Regions from separate parts of the Mus musculus genome. Here all the other regions are linked to region 1. Evidence: chromatin loops called from intact Hi-C (ENCODE). Cell type or tissue: heart. All regions are shown on one strand. Each heading gives the region's core, and the rest is flanking DNA. Links, peaks and the distances in the headings are about the cores only.

Region 1 (8,396 bases), core at 154-8,153:
GTTCACAAAGCTGTTCTCTGATTTCTACATGAACGATATGACATACATTCTCTCCATCATATACTTATATACAATAATAACTTCCTTTAAAATTAAAAGCAATATAACTAGCACCATGTGATAGTTGGAAACATGAGCTAAGGTGATGGGAGAGAAGTGGGTGAGTTTAAGATATATTTTGGAAATAGACACAAGAGGATGTGACAGTTTGTTAAAAGCAAAGGATTAATAATAACATTTAAAAACCAAGCTGGTGCTTACCTGTAAGCATCTTCATTACTGGCTAGTTTTCATGGTGATGAGTTATACACATTGTTGAAGGAGAAAAGTAAGCCTCATTCTTGCCAAGTTATGAACCCTGCAAACTACAACTGACCTGACAAGATATGCCTGCCGGGACAATAGTGGTGTGAATTCTATGGGAATAACCAATTGATTTCTGAGCGGATCTAAGACATGGAACCTATATCTGGCACCATTAATGGAGACAAGAACCTGTGGCTAAATAGGTCATAGGCCCTAGGGAGAACCCCATACTATTAGTCTGCTAAATGGACATAGTAGTAAAACAACTCCTAACAGTTACTACTATGCCTATAAATCAGAGTGTCTCTCAGACGTCATCAGAAAACCTTCTCCTCCCAGTAGATGGCAATTAAAACAGAGACCCCCCCCAAACCGACCAGTGTACAGAGAGTAGGAGGCTGTGGGGGCTCAACCCTAAGTTAGACATAATATATCACACCTCTCGTCCCAAAGCTCAGAGTCCTTTGAGGAAGAGGGTGTAGAAAGATTATAGGAGCCAGACAGAGGTGGTCGGGAGCATCAAGGAAACAGTATTTTCCCAGATAAAACAGGGCCGGTGCACATACTTACAGTGGTTGTGTCAATATGCCTAAGACCTACATAACCTCCAGCCAGACAAAATCCCAGAGTGGGCGGGGGCGGGGCCGGGGCCAGGGCGGGGGGGGGGGGGCCAGGGGGCCGGAGTGGAGGGTGGGGAATGGGGAGGAAACACCAGGTATCTCTACCACCTGAGGTCTACTGGCATTTGGTAGCTTCTGGGAAAGAGAGAGTCACTGTTTGATGTGTGGCCTCTCTTAGGTCAACCACACACCAAGGCAGGTTCCACTCTCTAGCTAGGCAACACAAACTGGGCTTGAAGGAAGAAAAAAAACAACAAAAAAAGAAAAGAAGAGAAGAGAAGAGAAGAGAAGAGAAGAGAAGAGAAGAGAAGAGAAGAGAAGAGAAGAAACAACATTAAAGTTGGGAGGAAAAGGATAAGAGAGTGGCTATGGGAGGAGATGGGGGTGACTATATTCAAAATACATTGTATGATATTCTCAAAGAATTAATAAGCATGTTAAAAAAGAATGACTCCTGCATGAGACTCGGGGGGAAGACACACTGTTTCCTGTAATGGGAAAGTGGCATCATGGGGAAATTGGACAGTTAAGTTTAAGGTATCAGGGTGACTCGTGTGTCCAGAGCTTATGCTGTGCAGACAGCTTAAAAACTTAACTGCTATCAGCATGCAGAAGGCATTTCCTAGTTGTGACTGGGCAAGCTAGAACAGTCAGAAGAGAACCTTGCATGTTTGCTGATGGAATGTCCAAGGAAAGGAGCAGTGAGGAAGCCAGGGCTCTTCCTCCATAGAAGGCACTTAAGGCAGCCTTCAGTGCACAGCGGGAAGGCAGATGCTTAGATCACAGATTGATTTGTGGGTGTCTCCAGGGTAAGTCACTCCCTAAGTAGTGGAGGAGCGTCTATGTGGGAAGTGAGAAAAAATGAAGGCCCCTGGAAGTGCGGTAAAGAAGAGAAATAAATACAGGCTCCCCCGGAGACTTTAATAGAAAGAGCTTTCTGCTGTGGTAAATAAATAAAACAAAATCTTGAAAACGTAAATTCACACTAATTAATTGAATACTGGTTAACAAGAGAAATGTAAATTGTATGTCTCCACCTGTGCTCCAACAACCGGAATGGGCAAGAAATGCAGGGGCTGCTTCCCAAGCAAGGGTTTTGAAAATCTTCTCAAAGCCACATAGAATACCCCCCCACCTCCGTGCTGTCCCCAACACTAAGCACCATCCCCCACCCCCACCCCAGCAAGCACAGCTGGACTTTACTCTCCCAGCAGGACTCTAACTTCTGCTTTGACACCCTGGGGCATCTCATAATTGTTCAGGGGCCCTGAAGAAGTATTTTTGCAGAGACACCTGTTCTTTTGTGCTTGGTGAGATAACTCAGCTTTCCCAGGCTTTAAATCTGTGTGAGGGAGGCAGTGACTTCTGCACCCACCAGGGCTTGTAGGCTTTCGGATACTCACCTTCTCTAGCAGTGTGGCTTCCAAGCACGGTTAAGTACTGAGTCGGAAAGCTAAGAGCTGAAGTGTGGTCACCCACACAGAGGCAGAAGGCACTCCTGTCTGACAGGAGCCCTGACAGGCGCAGTAGGCAGAGGAAAGTACCTTTCATTATGATCCTTATAGTGCAGCTCCCTGTATTTTCCCGGTTAGCTCCCTCCAATAAGAAACGTCTACAAACTAGATTCTGCTCATTATTCACGATCTGCTTTAAATGTGTTATTTTTGAGTCTACCAAGAAATTAAGGTTCTAGTGACTTTCTTAAAAATAAGTTTATGACTTTGAAACAATTACAGAAGAACTAGGAACGACAGAGTCAATACTGATGCAGAACTTAGGAAATCTGCCTTTTTAAGCAGAGGAGAGTAGCTTAGGGTTGTACATGGGTGTTTACCCGTCTTCCCGTGGCTCCCTTCCCCCACCCAGCCTGTCTCCCACACTCCACTTTATGTACTTCTGAAGCCAATCCAATTACCTGATTTCCCTGCTTAAAACGTTTTACGTATGGTGCTGGGCATCAAACCCTAGCCTTGTGAGGTCAAGTAAGTTTAGGACACTACCTGCAAGGCTTCCTTGCTTAAAATTTAAGTTCCAAGTCCTAGAGGGCCACACCAGGCTCTGCGTGATCCAGCCCCTCTCTCGGAGCATTTTCTCTACGCCTGTCTTCCTTCAAAGAGGCTCTTGCTGTTCTGCTCTCTTCCACCTGTCTTCCAGGAAGCCTCCCTCCTTCCAGAGTCAGTTCAAAGATCACCCTTCGTTTGAAGAAACTTCCTTTCCGGCTGCTTGTTCTTTTCTGTTCCCACTTCTCTGCAGTAGCCACCAGGTCGTATTGTAACCGACTCACAGTTTCTTTATCCTGGGCTCAGCACAATCCCTGACACACACAGTAGGTGCTCTATCAGTGTCGGCTGAGCAAATGAATCTTCCCCTTAAGGCTAACTCCCTTCTCCTTTCAGCACTTTCAAAGCACCCAGAAAAGGAAGAAAAAGAAACCACTAACACAGGCAACATTCAAATGCAACACAGAAGCCATCTTTCCCAGGGTGCCTGGAGCTGCTGCTAAGAGAATAATCATGGGAGCACGACCCATACCGCTATGGAGCACCGTGACTTTACTTAGCTACCACAGTCACAGTCACCTAAATAGTCTGTGGAGCCCAGGGAGAAACAGAAGCACGGGACCTCTATATCGAGAGTGCTGAAGTGATAGCCCCCTCATTGAACTATGCTGAGGCCCCATCTAGTCTACCTGAACAGGTGATCCATCCCAGAAGCCAACCTTGACAAATGCCATTGAACTGAATTTATAGCATTATGTGACAATGAGGAAGGATGGGAGAAAAGGATCAACTGTTTCAAAAGCAGCTTCAAACATTGAAATTGTTTACAGATTAGCTTTAGCCTGGGGGCATAGAGCTTAATCGTAGATCACCCATGTTTAATCCCTTTGTTTAAATTTCTCATGCCACACCCTACATTAGAAGACTAAAGTTATATATTTGCATATTTCCATTTCTAGCTATAGGCTTGTTTTAGATCACATTATTTTGGAGAAAATGCTGCACGGTCCTTACCAACCCTTAAAGCCAGCACAGCACCGCACCCCACTTAGTCCTGAAAGTAACAAGCTATGATTTCATTTTCTCCATGAAACCCAAACTGTTTGGGTGGAGAAACTAGCTGAGCCTTTACTACGTCACTATCCCATCTTTGCCCCTCCTTATTAAAAGCATTACATTGTTAAGTTTTCCATGCACCCACACTCAATCTCTCAAAAGTGTGATTTTTATGTCGATCCTATTAACTTACCAATTACATCTAAAGCTCACATAAATTTGGCTTAGCAGAGGTTCTTGGGATGGACTGCGGCTGAGGGATGCTGATGAGGAACAAGGAAGGCTTCCAAGTCCTAAGAAAACATAAGAAATGGGAAGGCTGACCTGCGCTACTCCAAGTTCTCCAGCAGGGGGCTGCAAGGCAGGAGTGACACACCCATGGTTCCCCAGCAGGCTGTGGCTGTCTCCACACCTCTTGCTGCCCCTCCAAGTGAACACTGGCTTTTAGATCAACTCCCTCCCTACCTGGGCTAGTAGCCATGGGACCCAATTCCACGGTGACTGCAATGCCAGTATCAGCAGTAAGGTGTGGGGCTGCCCCAGCCCGACCAGCTGGCCTGTCTCTTGGGGGTTTCATCTCACGTTCCTCATGCTTTTTACCCTGTTCTGTGCTACACAATTCAGGGCCAGAAACATCAGAGACCAGGGCAGCTACATCCATGAGTCGTGATCATGGATTCCGGCCTACTGTCTCTATGACACAAAATGTGTTATCCAGTATCAACAGAGTAGATCAAAATAAGTCTCTTCTTAAACTTGTGGGCTCTACTACCCTGACCGTAAAGGTGATTATCGTATATTTCACAGATCCTCTTAAGGAAAGCACACACCAAGGGGACTGGCAGCGTGGATCTCCCAGTGTGCACATCCACTTTTTTGTTGTTTGGGGCTCCTGAGCAGACAGACATGACAGGCGAAGATGAAAGCAGCTCTCAGAACCATTTGTCAGAGAGAGAGAGAGCCACATTCACAGGCAACAGTGTGTGAAACAGCAGCCAAGTCTAATTTGTCCAGGTCTGACTCCGCACCTGCTGCTCCTGGCTCAGCATCTCACCTGAGAACAGACATGCACACAGACACAGCATCTCACCTGAGAACAGACATGCACACAGACACCCTCTTGCTGAGTTCCACGCACAGACAACTCAAAAGGAGTACACTCACCAGAACAAATCAGCTGTGCAGGGACACAGCACCGAGTACCTCAATGCATGACTTGTAGGATAGACATCAATGTGTTGGGGAGCCATATGTGGTTAGCAGAGGTGACCAGGGGCAGGCTGGGGTGGAGGGTGGGCAGAAAAGACCACAGTCGCATGGACAGTCAAAACACAGGATGTGTAGGTGTGGTAATATTTTATGTCAGGAAGATCCAGGGAGGTCTCAGAGCTTATTTAAATAACTTAAGATCTATGTTGGCCTTCCTAGTTGATTTATACCATTTTGCTGGCTCTCATGAAGGAACCTAACGAAGGCCAGCTCTTGCTCTAGAGCAGTGGTTACCCTCCCAAGGGTCAGATAACCCTATCGTAGGGACTCATTTAAGACTGTTGGAAAACAGATTCATAACAGTAGCAAAATTAAATGAAGTAGCAACAACAAAGATAATTTTACTGTTGGTGCCACAATGTGAGGAACTGTGTTAAAGGGTCACTGTGTTAGGAAGGTTGGGAACCACTGCTCTAGAGGGGAAGATCAGCTGTGAGGAAGGCTTGCTTTTCTGCTGTGATGGATTCCAGAGAAGGGAGCAACTCTACAAGGAAGGGTCGCTGACAGCAAGGTATGCTCTCAAGAGTGCCCCTCTCCTTCCCCATCTCTACAGCCAGCTCCAGTATTAGGACTCCAGTCATATAGTAACCAATGGCCCTGATACGAAGTGAACAGGAAGCCAAGGCACAAAAAGGCAGTTCTGTTTTGTAAGAAACAATATATTTATTTTTCTGACACCACAGCTCTGGTGAGTGGTTTTGTACCAAATTTAATGAAGATTACACAGAACGTTTCACGCATGGGAAGAGGGAGGGAAGGGAAGGAACACAAAATTTAAAACAAAAACAAAATCCTGGATAGCTTTTAGCATCGGTTCCATTCCCACACATTAATAAAATTCACTTGGGAATTCCTAAGAAAAGGAGAACAAGAAACAAGGCGGGCAAGGAAGAGTACACCAGGGCGGGGAGGGCAGGGAGGGACAAGAGGCCAGAGGGCATCCGAGGCAGGGGCGAGGCTTCAGGGAGAACCCCAGAGAGCCTGGGTATTGCAGCTGCCAAGGGGAAGAAGAGAGGGGAAAGCAGAGGGCCACCAGCGGGGTCACAGGAAGGAAACACACGTAACCAAGGAACTGAAGGAGGAGAGAGAGGAAACCGTGAGGGCGGGCAGGTTGTACACTGGAGACAGACCGTGCTGAGGAGCACGTGAACCGAAGAACAAACGTCCCAAGCTTCAGTATTTTTAAAAAGAAAAATGTCCCCCCTCCCCCCACCCCTCGCTGAACTCAGTTCCTTTTTTTGTGCTTTTCGTTAATACTCTGCTCTGAGGTCGTAGTTTGGTTTTTCTATACACTGGAGTTGAAAGAAAATAGTCCAAGGTCTGAAGATGGATTCTCCATCGAAAGTAAACAGCCCAGCATTCCTGTTCTCCTCTTGCCCCAAAGACTAAAGTCTCTGCTAAAATCCCTTTTACAATATAGTACAGTACACACATACACACAAAATAAAGCCCAAATCAAAAGTAAAAAAAAAAAACCAGAAAAGAATCCTGGGAGAAGCCAGTCCAAAGGACGTAAACACAGAACGGTGCAACACATGACCGATGGCAATTCTCAAACACGGCTACAGACTCCCAAAAGTAGGTGCCGTCACGGGATCCCCATGTCCACAAAAATAATTTTTAAAAAATAAATCTTAAAAAAACACACCTGTTGATTAAATGAATAATTTGTTTTCCGGTAAATCCATACATTCTTGGTTCCCTCCTCCCTCAAAGCAGCCCCGGGTCCCTCTTCTCCTATTGCATGACCAACAGTAAGGACTCCTGGAACTCCATCAAAGCAGCTCACAGGACCTGGAATCTCATCTTGACAAGGATCGGCACATCCAATCGTAGCAGCTTAAAACATCATGTTTCCTGGGTTACCAGGTCCTTGGCTAAACCCACCCATGCCCACATCAGCAGCCATGCCCCGGGGCCTCATTTGTGGGGGAATCATGATGTTCTGTTGGGGTCCCATCATGCCTTGCATGGACATCATCATGCCTGGAGAACCCACAGGCCCTGGGTGGGTATAGAGCCCAGCAGGCCCCCGATCCTTGCCAGGAATCATGCCCACAGCAGCAGCTGGATTGGTCATCAGGGTGGCTGGGCCGGGCACTGTGGATTGTGCTGGTGACATCATCCGGTGGTGAGGTCCCATCATGCCTTGCTGGAGAAAGGCTGGTGGTCTCATTGGGTTGTGGCCTGGCATGGATGGAGATGTACCAAGAGGAATGTCTGGAGTTCCTACTGGCCCGGGGCCTCCCATGCCAGGTAATGCTAACCCCATTCTTGGGGCTTGATCGCTCATCATCCCCTGCATGTGTGAAAACCCAGGCCCAGGACCTTGTGGCTGTTTGCGGCCGGGGACTTCCCCTCGAGGGAAATACTGCAGTGTCTGGCTGGGCTTCTCCGATGGGATAATGCGGGAGAGATCAAACTCAGGTATTCCGGTGGCTCCAGGTCGGATTACCTCCTGCAGATCTGGGTCTGTAAACACGGAGGGCATGCTGTTCCCCAGGACAGTGAAGGAGTCAGGAGCCCCTGGGCCTCCAGGCTTGCAAAGTGCTGGATCTGCTGAACTTTGGGGCAGGTTGCTGGGACGACCAAGGGGTCCTTCTCCTGGGAAACCTATCCCTCCTGGGAAGTTACCTTGTCCCCCAGTGGGGCCATTGTGAGGGAATGGAACCTGCTGAGGAGGAGACTGTACTGGAGGGAAGCCCTGGGGGAAGCCCATCCGTCCTTGAGGTACCATTGGAGGCTCCTGGGACCCATGTCCCATGATAGGATTGTGTGACATCAAGCCAGGCCCCATTGGGACCCCATGAGGAGGTATGCTGGGTCCCATGGCATTAGGAGAGGGCATCTGATTGGAGTGAGAAAGTGGCTGGGTCATTCCCATCGGGCTGAGGGTTGGCATCGGAACCACAGGGTTTGGACCTGAAATTCGAGGATTCTGTGTATTAATGCCCATTCCTAGAAAAATAAAGACATCAAAGGAATCAACTCAACCAAAAGCAACTCGCAAAAATGATAATGAATCACACATTAGCAAAAAATTATTATGCATCAAATGTGCATTGTGTTGGGAAAATACATATACGCTGTCACCAAAAGTTTGTGACACTCTTGGAGGCACACAGTCCAGTAGCACCAGGAAGCA
Region 2 (8,396 bases), core at 325-8,324, 110 kb after region 1:
TTACAGTTGGATCGAATGGAGGCGTTTTCTCCGCTGAGCCTCCCTCCTTTCAGATAACTCTATCTTGTGTTAAGTAAAAGTGGCTGAAGTCTGAAGAAAATGTTCCATGAGATGTTACCATTGGTTACTTACTCCTGAGACTCGAGCTATGTAGATGGGTATGAAATATCAGCAATGACATCAATAGTGACCATCTTATGTCATCTGCTGACCATGTGCCAAGTGCCATCGTCAGTACTTTATGAATCTCATCTTATTTAAAATTTCCAAGAACCGTTATTCCCAGGGTGGAGAAATGGCTCTTGGCAGAGAACCCTAGCTCAGCTCCTAAGTCGGGTGGCTCACAACTGTGTGTAACACTAACTCCAGGGAGTCTGACTCCCTATTCTAGTCTCCTCAGAAACCTGTACCCAAGAGCTCCTAACCCCTAAGTCCAGACATGCACACTCCTGCATAAAACTTTAAAATAGAACTAAAACTTAAAAAGAAAAAAAGCAAAAACTGCAGGCGGTGGTGGTACACGTCCTTTATCACAGCACTCAGGAGGCAGAGGCAGGAGGATTCCCGGGTTCAAGGACAACCTGGTCTACAGAGTGAGCTCCAGGAGATCCAGGGCTACACAGAGAAACCCTGTCTGGGTGGGGGTGAGGGAGCAGCATTACCTTCATTTAGCAATATGGAAAGGGAGGAAAGGAAACCTTGTGTGTCCAAGATCACACGATGACATTGTGTGTGTGCCCACAATCGCACAATCAGAAGAGCCTGAGTGTCAACGGATTCTGAGTCTCGTGCTTACCTTCTTCCACCACACCCTGTTTGGCTGTCTTAGGTTAGGAATGCATGTCTTGTTGTAGAGTTTCTTCTTTTTAAACATTGACCATCTGTTGTTTTTATAGTTAGGAAAACCATATAAAAATTAAAATTAATTATTTCTATTAGCTAGAATGGTCCCTGACACCCAATAAAGACAATGATAGTAAGGAAGAGGAAGAGGGGGAGGAGGGAGAGGAGGAGGGGGAAGAGAAAGAGGAGGAAGAGGAAGAGGAAGAGGAGGAGGAAGATGAGGAAGAAGAGGAGGAGGAAAGGGGGAGGAGGAAGAGGAGGAGGAAGAGGAGGAGGAAGAGGAGGAGGAAGAGGGGGGAGAAGAGGGGAAGGATGAAGAGTATGGCTTACATTTGTGATCCAGAAACTTCTTTGCATTCCAGTTCAGGAAAGGAGGTATCTGGCAGATTGTTAGAGCTTTTATTATTTCCTTTTACCTCCAGGTTCCCCAGAGATGGGCTGGACTCTGTGTGGGTCAGGGGTAGACCATGACACCCCAACTTCCCGTTCCTGAGGGTTAGGAAAAATCTATCCTCAATCCTGCCTTCCACCTGCTCCTTGCAGTTTCAGGTGGTTAGAGAGTGTGATCGAATGGGCCAGACAGATGGGCTCAGAGCCTAAGCTGAGTGCAACTCTAAATCTGGTCCTGGCACTGATTAGATTGTGACCCTGCTCTGGTCCCTCCCTTGTCACAGCTGGGTGCATTTATCCTTCCTTCCCCAGTTCCACTTTGTGCCCCTGGGAAGTCCTGGCTGTTCCACTGGCAGACATCTTCCAGCCTGAGAGACTCTCATGGAAGATTCATTTCTTGGGGCTTAGAGCTCTGCCAAGGAGAGGTGACATATTAAGCCAGTGACACTATGGCAATTTAATTCCGTGGACTTAGAGCTGAGAGTCACCTAAAGTCTATAGCCCCATTATTCCTGCGTCTGAGCCCATCTTTTTCTTTTTCCACCAACAGAGGGACATGCGTCCCTGCCCTGGTCCCAGCAGCTCTTTTTCTCCCTGTACTCTGGATCCCACTTCCCCTCTCCTCAGGGGCCTCTGCCTCTCTCCCACATTAGCATCCTTCTTGGCTTCTCTCCATGGGTATTTAAATGAGCTCAAGTCTTTCTCTTCTTAATTCAGTACAATACCAGGCCTTCTGGGGCCTTGCACCCTCTGCAGAGACTGATTGCCTCACCTCTCTCCTCTGCCAAACTTCTTATAAAGAATTACTTATGAACTCTGATAGACAGATGGGAGAACTTGTAGTATTTAAAGAAGACATATGTTTATTGGAAAGGAAAGGCCGGACAGCCCAGAAGTTGGTTGAGGTTTGGAAGGAAAAAAAGTGAAATGTTCCTGAAGACAGACCTCCTTGCTTCATTAACGGTACCTAAAAAAAATCACCGTGAACCCCTCATGCCATACGGTCTGTCCAGCAGGAGGGATTTGGGTCCCTGTTGTGAGTAAGCTCACTACCGTGGAGGACACAGTCAAGGACCTAGTGTATACCCATCTCCAAGCTGTCCCAGTATCAACAGGGGCCAGGGGATGACTAAGGCTTAGGGTTCTCAGATCCTGAGAATCCCCATCCTTTGGGCACATATCCACAATGTCCATTCTCAGAGGACTTCCCAGCAAGCACTCTTAAAGCATCCTTCATGGACTGTGGGCATAGCTCAGTTGGTAGGGTGCTTGCCTCGTTTTCAGGAAGCCTTGGGTTTGATTCCCAGGACTGATTAAGTGGTGGCCCAGCCCTGTAATCAATCCCAGCACTGGGGAAATGGAGTCAGGAGCAGGAGGAGTTCAAAGTCATCTTCGGTTAAAGTTTGAAGCTAGCCTGAGCTGCATGAGATTCTGTCTATAAACTACAAGCATTGTGCCCTGCCAGTGATTCTGGTGCATGATAGAGTTTGAGACCTACCAGGGTAGGCAGCAAGGATGGCTGTGGCTGCAGCTCAGGCTACTGGGGCATTTGGCACTTGCATTTGGTTGTGATCTGTGATCGGTGAGGTAGAACAAAGGCAAGAGGCTGGGCGACCCGGAGAGTAAACCAGTACAAAGAGGCTGGAAGGCACTTGCTACCTGAAGGGTAAAGGGAGGGGTGCTGCGGGGTAGAGATGGGGCGTGGGAAGCACAGACATCCTGAAAAGCATCGTCAGGACGCTCGGAGTCCCAGCTATCCTCCGGGGAATCTAAAACCGTGTCTCCCCCTTCCCATACACTTTTAGTTCTTTTCCCTCCCCTCCTCTTACAGACTTTCACCCCCCCGCCCCTCCACCCCCACCCCTCCATCTCCAGAGGTGAGGCTCACCCCATCCTTTGATCTCCCCAGCTCGGATCCAGGATGGCATTGCTTTCCCTGCCTCCTCCCTCAGTGTCTCCTCCTCAGAATCCGCCCCCTCACCACCGCGACGACGGAGGAGAAATTATACATCACTCCTTTGAGAAACGGTTCCTAGAGAGGTTACATGATTTGAACAAGTACCTACTCAAAACATCAGGGGAGCTACACCTGCCTTTCACATTCTGACAGTGCTTGCCAGGAATTCATTCAGCAGGAATCAGAGGATGGCTTTTTTTGGAGCAGGCTTTATGTGAAGTTACACGGGGACCCAGTGGAAGGGAAGGCTCTCGGCATGGTGTGCCCGGAAGCAGCCCCCCCGGTGGGACGTCCCTTCCAAAGCCCAGAGGAATCCTTTCAGGTGGTGCAGCTCTGTTTTCCTGTGGGATCTCCTCTGAAGCCTGAGCCTTCACTGGCACCTGTGGGCTGATATTGCTAACACCCTATTCCCTGGAGCGACATCTCCCTCTGTGGGATGGGGGAGGGCATGAATTCACTTGCAGGAAGCTTGCTTTTCTCTCTTAGAGGCTTTCTGTGAGAAGGCCCAGGTTTTCAAACTGACCTCTAAGATTAGTGTTTGCTCACTTTCCTGGGCTGCCTGGACCTGTAAACTGGTCACATCAGAACCGTGCCACAGAGTCCTGAGAGGGCCAAGGGCGAAGTGCATTGTGGGTTCTACCAAAGTAAACTCCATGCTACCACTAGAGAAATATCTGGATTGGTGTCCCGGCCCCACTGTCCTCTTTGCACATCACCAGACCTTATTAAATGCTGTTAAGGAGTTCTCTCAAAATACAATCTTTATTAATGGCAGTGCGGTGTTTTGGGGTATAGAGGATATTCACTTCGATCCGCCACCCCTGTTCACTTCCTTGGGTTTCTTTCAGCCTCTGCCTTCTGCACACTGCCTAGCTTGCTCTCTACAGCTGTGAGAAACGCAACAAGGGCAAGCAACCCCGGCAGGAACTTTATCTCATAAAATAAGAATCCAGGTTTATTCTTACAATTTGTGGTCCATCATGATGGAAGGCAGGGCAGGAACTCAAGGCAGGAACTCAGAGGCAGGAACTGAGGCAGAAGCCAAAGAGGACCTCTGCTTGTTTGCTTGCGTATGACGCATGTACTCAGCCTGCTTTCTTATGTCACTCAGGAGTGCCAGCCCAGGGATGACACCAGCTCCGGTGGGGTGAACCCTCTCACTTCAGTCCTTAATCAAGAAAATGCAGGCGGGGTTTGGTGGGACACACCTTTATTCCCTGCACTCAGAGGCTGAGGCTGGAGGATCTCAGTGAATCCAACGCAGCCTGGTCTCCCTGGTGAGTTCCAGGCCAGCCAGGGATACATAGTGAGACCCTCCTCAAACAGGCTGCTCTCAGCCCAATAGGCTTCTAGCCTCTCAGAGCAGGATCACATTCTGGCCACCATTCTCACACTGAATACCAGGGTTGGCCTTGGCCCCCAACTTCTCTCAGGAGCTCATGTAAGTAAAGGAGGAGCTTGTGTTCAGGTGTAGAGTTGCAGGATTGTAATCCTAGCATTTGGGAGGCGGAGATGGATAGATTGAAAGGGGAATTCAGAATCAATCTGGACTACACAGCAAGTTCAAGGCTGGTCTTCCGCAAATAAAACCTCATTCCAGAAAAGCAAACAGTGGGACTGCAGCATAGTGGTGTAAGGCCCTGTGTTTGTTTTTTGGTAGAACACACGTGCACACGCACACGTGCACACACACTGGCACACGAACATGCACTCATGCACACAGTCACGCATGCATGTGTGCACACACGCACATAGATACATACGGGCACACACAGAGACATGCATGCATGCGCGTGCGCGCGCGCGCGCGCGCGCACGCACGCACACACACACACACACACACACACACACACACACACACAGAGTCTGTAAATGAATGTGTATATATAAGTGTGAACAAATGAAGGGATACCCTCTTTGCCTTAACTGATCGTTGCAGTTAGCTGTTTGCGGGTATAATCATAAACAATCCTGCCTCAGTATCTAATGGATTCTCTCAGCAAGAGATTGTAAACCCAAGAGCCAGAGCCGCCTCCAGCCTTCCTTTTTTCTCACCCCGCTCATGCCAGCGCTGAGAAACGGAGCAGACCAGTAAATACTTCTTGAAGAATTGCACCCGCCCCTCTGACCAGGCGTGGAAGTAACTGTACCGAAGAAATTGGTCTGGTGCATTAACAACCGGTTCTAGCTGGCCCGCGTGCTGCTTCACAGCGCTGCTTTTCTCCTGTTTGCTCTTACTCAAGTCTCAAGTCTGTTTCTATAGCCTGCGGCTAAGCTGAACTCGGCAGTCAGCTCGGCTCCCACTCGCCTCATTCAGTTCGTGCCAACAGCAGTTTTCCTGGGGAATCTTTCCTTCCCTCCGCCCCCACCGCCTGCGCCTGCGCTGAGCCGGATCTGGAAGGCAAACCCCTGGCTTTGTCATCATCCTGCAAGGCTGGAAAGGTCGCAGTGACTCCAGACATAACGGGGATGGCCTGCATTTTAGTGTGAGCTGGCATACAGCTGCTTAAGAGGTGGCTGCTAAAATGTATTCCCTACATCTAAAACTAATACTACTCAGTAGGTTACCGGAGCAGGCTGAAGTGTGAAAGTTGAGAATATTAGAAGTCAACATGACACGCGGAGCAGTTCTCTGGAGTCTGCGCATTCTTACAGCAGTGACACTAGCTAAAATACATAGCCAGGTATATATTTTTATGTATGTAAGAGTTTTGCCGGCATGTATGCCTGGTCAGAAGGTGGCATCGGACACCCCGGAACTGAAGTTAGACATGGCTGTGATCCACCATATGGGATCCTCTGCAAAAGCAGCAAGCCCCCCTAACTTCTGAGTCATCGCTCCAGCCCCAGCTATGTTTTTTGTTTTGTTTTGATTATTTGTTGTTGCAGTTGTTTTGAGACGGGGTCTTACTGTATTGTATATCCCTGGCTGGCTTGGAACTCTCTGTGTAGATCAGGCTGGCCTTGAACTCACAGAGATCTGCCTGGCCCTGTTTCTCAGGATTAAAGGTGTGTGACACCACAGTCAGCCAGCTGTAGTTTTATGTATTTTTATTGAGTGTTTTAAGCCTCAGTGCAGCCTCTTAGGGCAAGCGTGCTGTCATGGTTGCCATTTTACCAATTAGGAAACGGAAAGATTATCTACCCTGTAAAAGAGACAGGAAATGGCTGAATCCTAGCACTTAAATATTTGTGTGTATGTGTGTGAGTATGGCTTGGAGGCATGCCTTGCACTTACTGCTGCCATCTCTCGCCTCCTTTCCCATGCCTTCCCCTGCACAAAGTTGAATTTAGCTTTGGTAAATAAAGGCCTTCAGGACCAGCAGGATCTCTGAGGGAAACAAGTCTACCACAGCCACCGCTGACGCTGGGAATTGCTGAACACATCTCTGACTGACTGAGCACTTGTTAACAGCACCCAAACTGCTTGGTTACTCTCCTTTCTACATTTTCCCATCAATCTGTCTGTCTGTCTATCTAATTCAAAGCCTCACTTTCTTCACAAGGGGAAACTTCTGTCTTGCCTTCCTCTCTGTGGGTTTCGGGGAGTGAGGTTGGTCTTGCACACCTCTCTTTTCCTTCAGTGGCCTGGCTCCTCTAGGATTCAGCCCTCAGCTTTTCTCAAACTCATTGCCCAATGGTTGCCGTAGAAACCCCCCAAGGGTCTGGTGGTCACATGTGCAGCAGGAAACTCAACCAGGTCTAAGCTCAGCAGCAGTCAGTCCCCATCTTGTCAGGATCAAGCCAGATGGCTGCTTACCCTTCTGAGTGGGAGCCTTTGTGGAAAACAGGAAGGATGGGGCTGAGTGGTCTGTCTCCATTGGCTGACAGCAGGGGGTTCCCCATCAAGTGCTGGGATTGGAACCTGAAAAAGCAGATGTGGACAAGAGACCCCCAAGTGCAGAAGGCAGGCTGAAGATTCCTGCCTGCTCCCCTCCCCCATAGCTGTCTCTGTCTCTCTGTCTCTCTCCTTTCTCCCTCTCCTCTCTTCCCCTCTCCCCCTCCTTCCACCTCTCTTTCCCTCTCTCCTTCCCCTTTCTCCTCTTTCCCTCTTCCTTTTCCTCTCCATCTCTCCATCCCACCCTTTCCAGTCCTAGGGCTAGGACTTGAGAGATGTCTAAAAAGATTGGTAGCTTTGCCTTTAGTGAAGTGTTCCTGTACCACACAGATGTGAGCTGTCTTTGAGGGAACTAAACCAAAGCCCCTGACCCCATTGATATTAACTAACACAGCCTAGTTTAAATAACTCCTTGTTACTTCAAGAAAAGGAACACTGTCTGTGAGTAACAGAGGCATGGGCAGTTCAACTCAACAAAGGTGAAGAGCATGCATGGCACACCAGCCTTGAGCTACACAGCAGGGTTCTTTGAAACACCTTCATATGCGGCACCAGAAATCCTGGGTTTGATTCCTGTGCCCTGCTATTTATTAGCTGTGTAGCCTTAAAGGAGTCAACCCATTTCCAGACCTCTGCTTCCTTCTCTGTAAAATGAGAACACTAATTCATTTTTCACTTTTAAAAATGAGTGTATGTGTGTGTGTGTGTGTCAGGGTGGGAGTGAGAGGTACACATGGAGGCGAGAAGAAAGTATCAGTTCCCCAGAGCTGCAGTTACAGGCAGTTGTGTACTACTAGCTGAGAACTTTACTCTGGTCCTCTGGAGGTGCTCTTAACCAGTCCCCAGGCTCAACTTTTGACTGAGTCTGGTTAATTTGAATTTTCCCCAGAAAGGAACTTTGCTTGGGGAATGAGCTGAGGATGTAGCTAATTTGGTAGAGTGCTTGCCTAGGAGGCATGAAGACCTGAGATCAAACTGCATAAACTGGGTATGACAGTGTACACCTGTAACCCTAACATCTGGGAGGTAGAAACAGATAGATCAGGAGTTCAAGGTCATTCTGTGTTACATAGGAAGCTTGAATTCAGCCTGAGATACATGAAACTAACCTGAGGGTACAGGCTTACTGCAAAAGAGAACCTTCTGAAACCATATTTTTTCCTCCATATGGTTTGGTTCCATGGAGCTTTCCAGTAAGACTCTGAGCAGCCAGCCCCTAACCCTTACAGCAGAGGTTTCCAACCTTCCTAATGCTGTGACCCTTTAATACAGTTTCTCATGGTATGGTGACCCCCAACCATAATTATTTCGCTTTGTCTTCTTCTCCTTCTTTCCTCTTCTTCTTCTTCTTCTTCTTCTTCTTCTTCT
Region 3 (8,396 bases), core at 49-8,048, 98 kb after region 1:
CTATCACAGACCATCTGAAACATTTGAGTTAGGATAGAAGGGGTCACAGCCACTCAGACCTCCACAGACTTCTTTTTTGAACAAACAGTAAAACAGAGTCACAGAGAACCTAAAACCAGGCAAGCAACAGCCCCCCCCCCCCCAACCCCTCGGGAATTTCAAGAGGGCTGGAACCATGGAAAGGCAGAAGAAATCCACAATTCAAAAACCATAAGCAGACAGACATTTTTTTCCTCTTCCAAACAATCATGTGAACGATGGGTGTTAGATACTGATTTCAGCCTCCCTTCCTCCCAGTTCTTGAGACGCCACTTTAAAAAAAGCAAAAGGTTTTATCCACAAAAACCGCCGGAGAAGAAACCAGCCGTCACATTCTTACCCCTCCACACTGATATTTACTCTCCGATAAATGGCAATTGTAAATAAATCTCATTTAATCTCTAAAAGCCACAATAAAAATCTTTAACCTCCAAGGTAGTTTACAAATGTGCACGCACACCCTGCCAGCGCCAGGAAACACAAGGTCTTGAATAAAGAGCTTTGACGGGAGGCACGGTTTCCCTTTGAGAATCTTATATTGACCTTTAAATACATATATATGTATGATGAAGGAGGAGAAAAGGGAAAACCCAACCCCTCCCACTCTATTCTCTCTACAAATCGGCCAATAAATCTAAGGAAAAGATACAAGAGAAAAGGACAGAAGCCAACAGGTGGAAAGAGGGTTTTTGTTTCATTAGAAATGGGCAGACACTTGATCTGTGCTCGCCTGTCTGTTTGTCTCCCGGTGTCATTAATGATGGTTTTATCGTCATGACGGCGATAATCAGGAATAATGGTCACACTTCCACTTTGTGATTCCACAGCATTGCCAGCCAGAAGATTTCGCCACACAGTTACATAGAGTGGGTTGCTCTGTTTGGCTTCACCCCTGGGAGGCGTGCAACATCCCCAGTCAGCTCTCACAGATTGGGTAAACTGAGGCCCGGAGAACCCAACAACTCCTTTATAGTGTTTCAGAGCAGAGAATTCCCCGAAACTGGAAAAGTTTGTGGATGTCTCCGGGCAGTCCTCTCTCTCTCACCCTTCTGGCCGGCCATGCCGCTCTCTTCCTGCGAGTCTGGGCTGGGTGATCAGGACTGGGGTACCTCCCCTTCACTATGAGACACGCCAGGGCAGTGTGTGGGAGGTCCACACACACACCCAGACCCACAGGCATACTCGCACACACAAAGCGCCATGCAATCTCTGCAGTCACTGAGTAGAGCTCCAGGCAGCCTCGCTCAGCCTGCGAATGCACAGCGCGGGGCTCCCAAGGCCTCCTTGGGCTCCGGGCTGGGGCTTCTCTGAAATAGGGCTCTGCCCCTCTCTTCCTCTCTTCCAGGCTGCTTTCCCTCTCTCTTTTTTTGCCTCCCACCCTCCACCCTCCCATCCTCCTCCCACCCCTCTCCTTCCACCCCTTCTCCCCCCACCAACCCACAGGCACAGATCGTGTTACTGGGGTTCCCTGGAAAGAGGGGCCATCCCCCAGCTCTAAGCGTCTGGCAGAGACTTCAGGGGCACCGCAGCAGCTCCTATCGCAGGACCCAAGCGCTCCTCCTGAGCAGCGCAGGAATGAGACCCCCACTTCCCAGCACCGGCGAGCAAGCTTGCCACAGAAGAAGGAATTGTTAGAGTGCTTACCTTTTTCATGAGCAGAGATTCTGGAGAATCATTGCAGAAACTGGAGGGGAAGTGAACGAAGACAAAAAAGACCCTTTTCCAGCAATCCCTGGCCTCCTGGTATCAAGACACCAGGACAACATCAAAGCAACTTAGGGGGAACACTTTAGGGGCCTATTGTCTGCTCTGGTCTGATCTGTTTTTCTTCTGTCTCCCCCTCTTGCTGCGGTGACACTTGGTACGGCCCAGGCATTCATGCCAAGTAGCTTTCACACATGGAAGCTTGTCTCAAGCAATTGCTGACAAGCCACAAACAAGACATTCTCCCTCCCTTCTCCGCACCCCCCCTCACTCCTCCTCCCCCCTCCACCTTTCCTCCTTCCCTCTTGTCTCCCCTCCTCCTTTCTTCTGAATGCAAACTAAAACTCTCCAGTGACAGGCAGGCTTGCAGGCTTGGCCTAGCTGCGCACGCAGACATACACACTCACTCTCTCACACGCACTCACACTCACACTCGCTCACTCGCACGCACGCCAGCAGCTCGGCTAGTTGCTGCTGCACTGGTGGAGTTAAGAGACAGGAAAAGGCACAGGCTGAGTTGGGGGCAGGGAGAGAAAGAGGGAGAGTAAGATCCGAAGGAGCTGTGCCCTAGCAAAATGGCAGTAGAGAGGTGAGCCCTTTGGAAAGCCAGCAGTGGCCACACACGTGTGCACACATACAGACTCAGAGGCAATCTGGCCTCAGAAGGAGTGGAATAAACGACCCAGAAGGGAAAAAGCCGAAACCCCTGAGCTTGGGCTTAGGGGAGTAGGGAGATGCCGTGGGTGGACCCAGGGCTAATGTTTGTGTGGACCGGGTTAGGTATTTTGTATATATATTTTCTTTCTTTCTTTTTTTTTTTTTCTTTCTACTTCTTCCCCGTTGTTCCCTGAAGGATCTAGTTGTCTTTCACCATGTTACAGAGTGTAGACCCAAGCCACTGATTTTTCAAAAAGAAACGTGGAAATGTGGGAGTCAACCTAACTGTAGGTTCAACTTATGGCCAGATTTTTTTTTTAAGTGAAGCCCCCGACCCCCGACTCCCAACCCCCCACCCCCCGGCCACAACCCAAATCTCAGAGAGCAATAACAAGGAGGAGCGTAGTAACTCGTATAAACTCTGAGAGCTGTGAAGTGTGATGCTGAAGTTACTGATTGCCAGGCTGCTGGAATTTATGGAAGGTGGGCATGAGCTGAGGGGGAGGGGGGGCGGGTGAGCTGTTTTCTAGGAATGAAGGGGAGTGTGGTAGGATAATGAACGGGGCTAGGAGCAAGCAGGAATGTGATTGGTGTGGAGCGAGGAGGTGGGAAGTGGGAGAGAGAGAGAGAGAGAGAGAGAGAGAGAGAGAGAGAGAGAGAGAGAGAGAAGAGTGGCTGAGGCTGCTTTAAAAAAAGGGGGGGGGGGATGGAAGTCCAGACTCTGAGCTATGAACATGAGGAGAACACGAGACAGCAGAGGAAGGCAGGAACTGTGGACCCACAAAGGACGTGAGGACCACGAAGGTTTGTAGACAGCATGAACCCAGGACTGCTGGTGGAGCGAGGGAAGTGGACATGGGTACACACCACTCATATCTCTGGCAAGCCTTGGTGTCTCACAGAGCTAGGCCTACATGGCTGTCCTGGGGAAGAACGGCTCAGCCTCAGCTCTGTTTTTTCATGAAGGTCACTTGGACCCCTTCCCCAGAATCTTCTTCTCCAAAGTGGAAGTGCTGTGGACACAAATGACTACTCCCTTGACAGGCACACAGTAAGGAATAAAGAATGACTTTTCACACGCTTCAACCTAGCTGAATGGCTTGTCCCTGCCTGAACCAGTGACAGAGACATCTGAGCCCTGTCACTCCCTTCCCTTAGCTTGGTCCCTATTATTACTAGTTCTGGGAACTGTATTTTTGGATCCCAATGTACAATCATGATGGTGATAGGAATAATAATTACCTTTATGTTTCTCAACATTTGCCAGAGCATTTATATCACGAAGTAATTTTTATTAAGAGGAACCATTTTCACGTACAGATAGATTTCTTTGTTTTGTTTGAGACAGGATCTCGCTAGGTAGCCCTGGTTAGCCTGGAACTCACTATGCATGTAGACTACGCTGGGCTTAAACTCAAAGAGATCCACCTGCCTTGCCTCCTGTGTATTGGTACACTACATGTGTATTTACACACACACACACACACACACACACACACACACACACACACACCTCACAGCACAGATGGAACTGGATGGCTCAGCACTGGCTACCCTGCCAGAGGACCTGGATTCTTGTTCCCAGCACCTCCATGGCAGCTCATAACTGCCTGTAACTCCAGGTCCAGGGGACCTGATGCCCTCTTGTGGACCCTTTGGGTACATGCATACATATTCATAACTCACCAGACATTATTTTTACATACTCATGTATGTATTCATCTATGCATACATATTCATATACTCCCCACACATTATTATTATACTTTATTTTAAAATAATAAAAATAAATACATTTTAAAATGAGGCTCAGAGCATCTGTGTGGTGCCTGAGAGCAGAATAGAGCAGAAACAGAACTAAAACCGAGCCCTTTGTGACTCCAAAGCCCAGCACCCCCGCCACACTGTGCTCTCTTGCTGGAGGAGCCCTCGGTCTCCAGGGCGCCTCATAATCAGGCATGCCAGACCACCTGGCTGCCCAAACAAGTGCCATGTTTCTTCCTGGGCCATGGGTTTGGATCCTTTCACGTTAGTCCAGGGGAGCGTCTAACCTCTCCCTAACAGGCTACTGAGTCACCCTGTGCTTCTGAGCCGTGGTGACTCACAGCATACAATGAGGCCTCCCGGACAGTAATTGCATAAAGGGTCACCATAACCTTCAGTGACCAGCCACAGACTGCCCTGTAATGGAGAAAGACATTGGAGACCAGGAAAACTGTCTGTCCATTTTTAAACAACAACAACAAAAAATGTTGTTTCAAAAAAATTTTTTAAAAGTAAAAACACCTGCAAAAGTGTGGATGGCGGTAATGACAATAGTAACACACACGAACACACATGCACACACACACACACACACACACACACATACAATATAGATGCATGCACACATATGCATACAATATAAACACATGCACTAATGTGTACACATGTAATACATACACATGAACACACATACACATGTATACACACATATACATATGCATAAACATATAATCACATGACACATGAACACACATGTACATACATAATGCACAGGAGCATACACATATACACAAATTCACACATAGACACACACAGGCATGCATGCACAGATATGAAACAACTCCAGAAGGGATGGACTCTCAGTGCTAGTTTTCTGGATGAAGATGTTGAATGTTCCTAAGTGGACTTCACAGCATCTCTGAGTGCTAAGCACTGTACAAAAGCCAAGGCCCTAGACTCTTGGGAAGGAGAAAAGGCTGCTCGCGCTCCTGTGCTGGTCAGTTGTTCTACTTAGCTTACAGCTCACTTCTTCCAAAGATGCCTTTTTGCCTAATGGGCGTTTGCTACTTTATTTTTCGGTCACCAGAGAGAATTCTCACCAATTACAAATTCATTTGCATAGAAAGCAGTCTTTTTAAAATGCAAATACCTGTGAAGAAAGTAAAGCCAGCAGCCGCTCATACTTCAGTGTGAATTATCTCCTTACTCTACTTTGCTACAAATAGCTAGTTTATATCAAACAGCGGTTCAGATTAGAGGAACAAAATGGAAGCAGGCAAAAGTTTGGGAACTTAGGAGCCTCTGGTGTGAGCAAGGTCTAATGTGGAGGTTGCTTAAAATAACAGAAAGACGAAGAACATCTTTCAGGTGGAGCGAATTTTGAGGGGCTATGGAAAGTGAAGACAAGCTTTTATTAGAAACAAATGAAGACTGAAAGGTGTGTGTGTGTGTGTGTGGGGGGGGATCTAAATCTCTTGGACCTTGCTCTGTACAGCAGGCACCCTGACCTTGAACTTGTGATCACCCCAGTTCCACCTCCCAAGTGCCTGTAGTGGAGCCCTGTGCCCGGTGCAGGCGCAGTCAGCTTCACTCAGCCCTGCAGCCTCGGCTCACAGGAAGAGGAGCCCTTGCTTTATGTTCTCCGTTTGCTCTCCCGTTTTTACATCTGGTACAGGGGATGGGCTCCTCTGGGATCCCTGGGGGACTGGAGTCCCACTCAAAACATGGGGGAATTCTCAGATTTCCAGACACCCCAAATTATAAATCAACCCAAAAAAAGTCCATTTATAATTTGACATCTACCTCCCTGCATAGATATTTAACTGGGGAAAGAATGTGGGGGTCAGACAAACAGGACTTCTTGTTCCTTCCCATCACTGGAAGGAGAACTGTCTGACAAAAAGGAGAGAATGAAGCAGAAAGTTAAGAAAAGGAAAAGTTTCCAGATTTGCCACCCTGAGGAAGTAATTTAGAGGCAGATAGGACTAGAATCCACCTAAGAATGAATATATATATATATACACACACACACATATATATACACATACATATATATATGGCATGTATATAATACATATAATAATATATGGCATGTGTTATACAGAAACACACACACACACACACACACACACACACACACACACGTATTGAAAGTTGGACATGGCTGCTGCATTCTGGGACTGAAAGAGCATTTACAAACCAAATGACCCAGGCTATATTTTTTACTTATAATTTATTACGATTGTGTGTCAGTTGGTATGCATATGTGGACGTGATGTACATGTGGGGCTGTGCATGTCATAGCACATGTGTGGAAGTTAGAGGACAAGTTTGTGGAGTCGGTCCTCTCCGCCCACCTTTAAGTGGGTTTGGGGGACAGAACTCAGGTTCTCAGGCTTTCGTGGCTTGTGCCTTTCCCCGCTGAGCCATCTCCCCAGCCTGGTTTTATTTTGAGTATCTGTGTTTGTCACTTCTCTAAGCCAGTTTCTAGTGGTTGACTAAGCAAATGATCTTTATAAATGGTATAGTGCTAGACAAACTCTAGTGGGCAATGTGAAATAAGAATACTTCATAAGGCCCACCATGGCAGCACAGGTCTTTAATCCCAGCACTCTGCCAGAGAGGCAGAGAAAGGTGGATCCCTGTGAGTATAAGGCCAGCCTGGTCTACACAGTAAGTTCCGGGCCAGCCAAGGCTACATAGTGAGACCCTGTCTCAAACAAACAAACAAACACTACACAGTAGGAACAGCTGTATGTAGACATACTCTTGGTGTGTATCATCCATTCAGTTCCTACAACTCTTGCTTGTAAGTAGAGTACAGACAACAGGGCTGCAATCAAATGCTTTGTTTTTGAAACTTGGTGTCTGTGATTTTTGAACTAACTGCCCAACCTATTGAGCTTTGAGTTTTTCATTTGTGAAATGAGGATATTAATAGCACCTTCCTTATGGGATTATTTTAAGGATGAAATGAGATAATGAATGCATCTGGCAGATTTAGCTCAGTGTCTAGCGCACACAAAGCAATCTGCAAATGTTAAATGTTATCAGGGCTTAGGCCAAGGTCACATAGTTCATAAATATAAGGGACTCACACTTGGCTCTGTTTGACCCCAACCCCCTGATCTTTACTGCTATTTTATCTTGTCTACGTTGCCATAGATTTCTGTGACCACAGGCAACTGTAGAGACCTTAGCTCCTCCCTTAAATTCTAGACGGCAAATGTAAACATTCAAGGAAAATATTTTCTATGTCTTAAAAGAAAGAAACCAGACTTCTCTGTGTAGCTTTGGCTGTTTGGCTCTTCTGGAATGTTCTAGGTAGATCAGGGTGGCCTCTAACACAGAGATTCACCTGTCTCTGCCTCCCAAGTGCTGGGATTAAAGGTGTGTGCTACTACCGACTGGCTCAAACTCATGTTTTTTTAGGCCTTGCAAGTTATTACTTTGTCTTCTCTTAGTTAAGTTATACATCAATAAAGAGCATCACAAGTGACTGAACATGCTGGTGTGGAATCAAGAAGAACCAGGTGTTTGGGAAACCAAGCTACTGTGTCCTCTTCCAGACAGTTAAATACAGAACCATGGTTTATACAGACAAACAAAAAGGTAAATGTTCACTGGGAGGGGGTGGTACACATGTTTAGTCACAGTGCTTTGGAGGCAGAGGCAGAGGGAGAGGCAGAGAGGCAGAGAGGCAGAGAGGCAGAGAGGCAGAGAGGCAGAGAGGCAGAGAGGCAGAGAGGCAGAGAGGCAGAGAGGCAGAGAGGCAGAGAGGCAGAGAGGCAGAGAGGCAGAGGCAGAGGCAGGCAGATCTCTGAGTTTGAGGCCAGCCTGGTCTACAGAGTAAGTTCCAGGACAGCCAGGGCTATACAGTGAAACACTGTCTCAAACACACACACACACACACACACACACACACACACACACACACACACACACACACATACACACACACACAAATACACCAAAAACAAAAAAGAAAATGTTCATAAGAACACAAACAAGTAAGCTAAAAATATGTTTTAAGCAGAGATGCAGACAACTAAGCTCCAGTGAGAAGAAGCAGGTAGAAATACTTCCTTCTGCATAAATGTACACAGCTTCTCCATTCTTCATCAATTCCAAAGACTCAGAACAGCCTCACTCAGGATAAACTGAGTAAGGAACTGTGCTGACCAACATATTCAATGCCCAAGAGAATATGTTATTTTTTTCTCCTAAATAGT

What was found. Peaks named below come from ENCODE experiments on the same cell type or tissue, not always from the same donor. Only the 100,000 strongest peaks of a DNase experiment are listed, where the experiment ranks them.
Region 2: a loop joins it to region 1, with 6 times the contacts of the local background. A loop is called at or near these places in 2 of 42 quality-filtered maps.
Region 3: a loop joins it to region 1, with 2.0 times the contacts of the local background. A loop is called at or near these places in 2 of 42 quality-filtered maps.

The regions. Positions count from the first base shown.
Region 1 is chr3:97,197,769-97,206,164 of GRCm38, forward strand. It overlaps Bcl9 (B cell CLL/lymphoma 9), which reads right to left. Exons shown (of 10, transcript NM_029933.4): 10 at 5,894-8,209. The coding sequence ends at 7,092. Among named protein-coding and RNA genes, the nearest start is that of Bcl9, 25 kb to the right of the region's middle. In heart, for the core only: a CTCF peak has its summit at 4,328 (motif pointing right); DNase peaks (open chromatin) are centred at 4,433 and 6,273.
Region 2 is chr3:97,306,739-97,315,134 of GRCm38, forward strand. No RefSeq gene overlaps it. Among named protein-coding and RNA genes, the nearest start is that of Gm40101, 19 kb to the right of the region's middle. In heart, for the core only: a CTCF peak has its summit at 3,622; no DNase peak of the experiment used is centred there; H3K4me3 peaks cover 1,821 bases; H3K27ac peaks cover 1,704 bases; H3K27me3 peaks cover 1,148 bases.
Region 3 is chr3:97,296,074-97,304,469 of GRCm38, forward strand. It overlaps a transcript of Bcl9 not described here. Among named protein-coding and RNA genes, the nearest start is that of Gm40101, 30 kb to the right of the region's middle. In heart, for the core only: a CTCF peak has its summit at 4,058 (motif pointing left); DNase peaks (open chromatin) are centred at 1,198, 1,608 and 2,048; H3K4me3 peaks cover 3,482 bases; H3K27ac peaks cover 4,186 bases.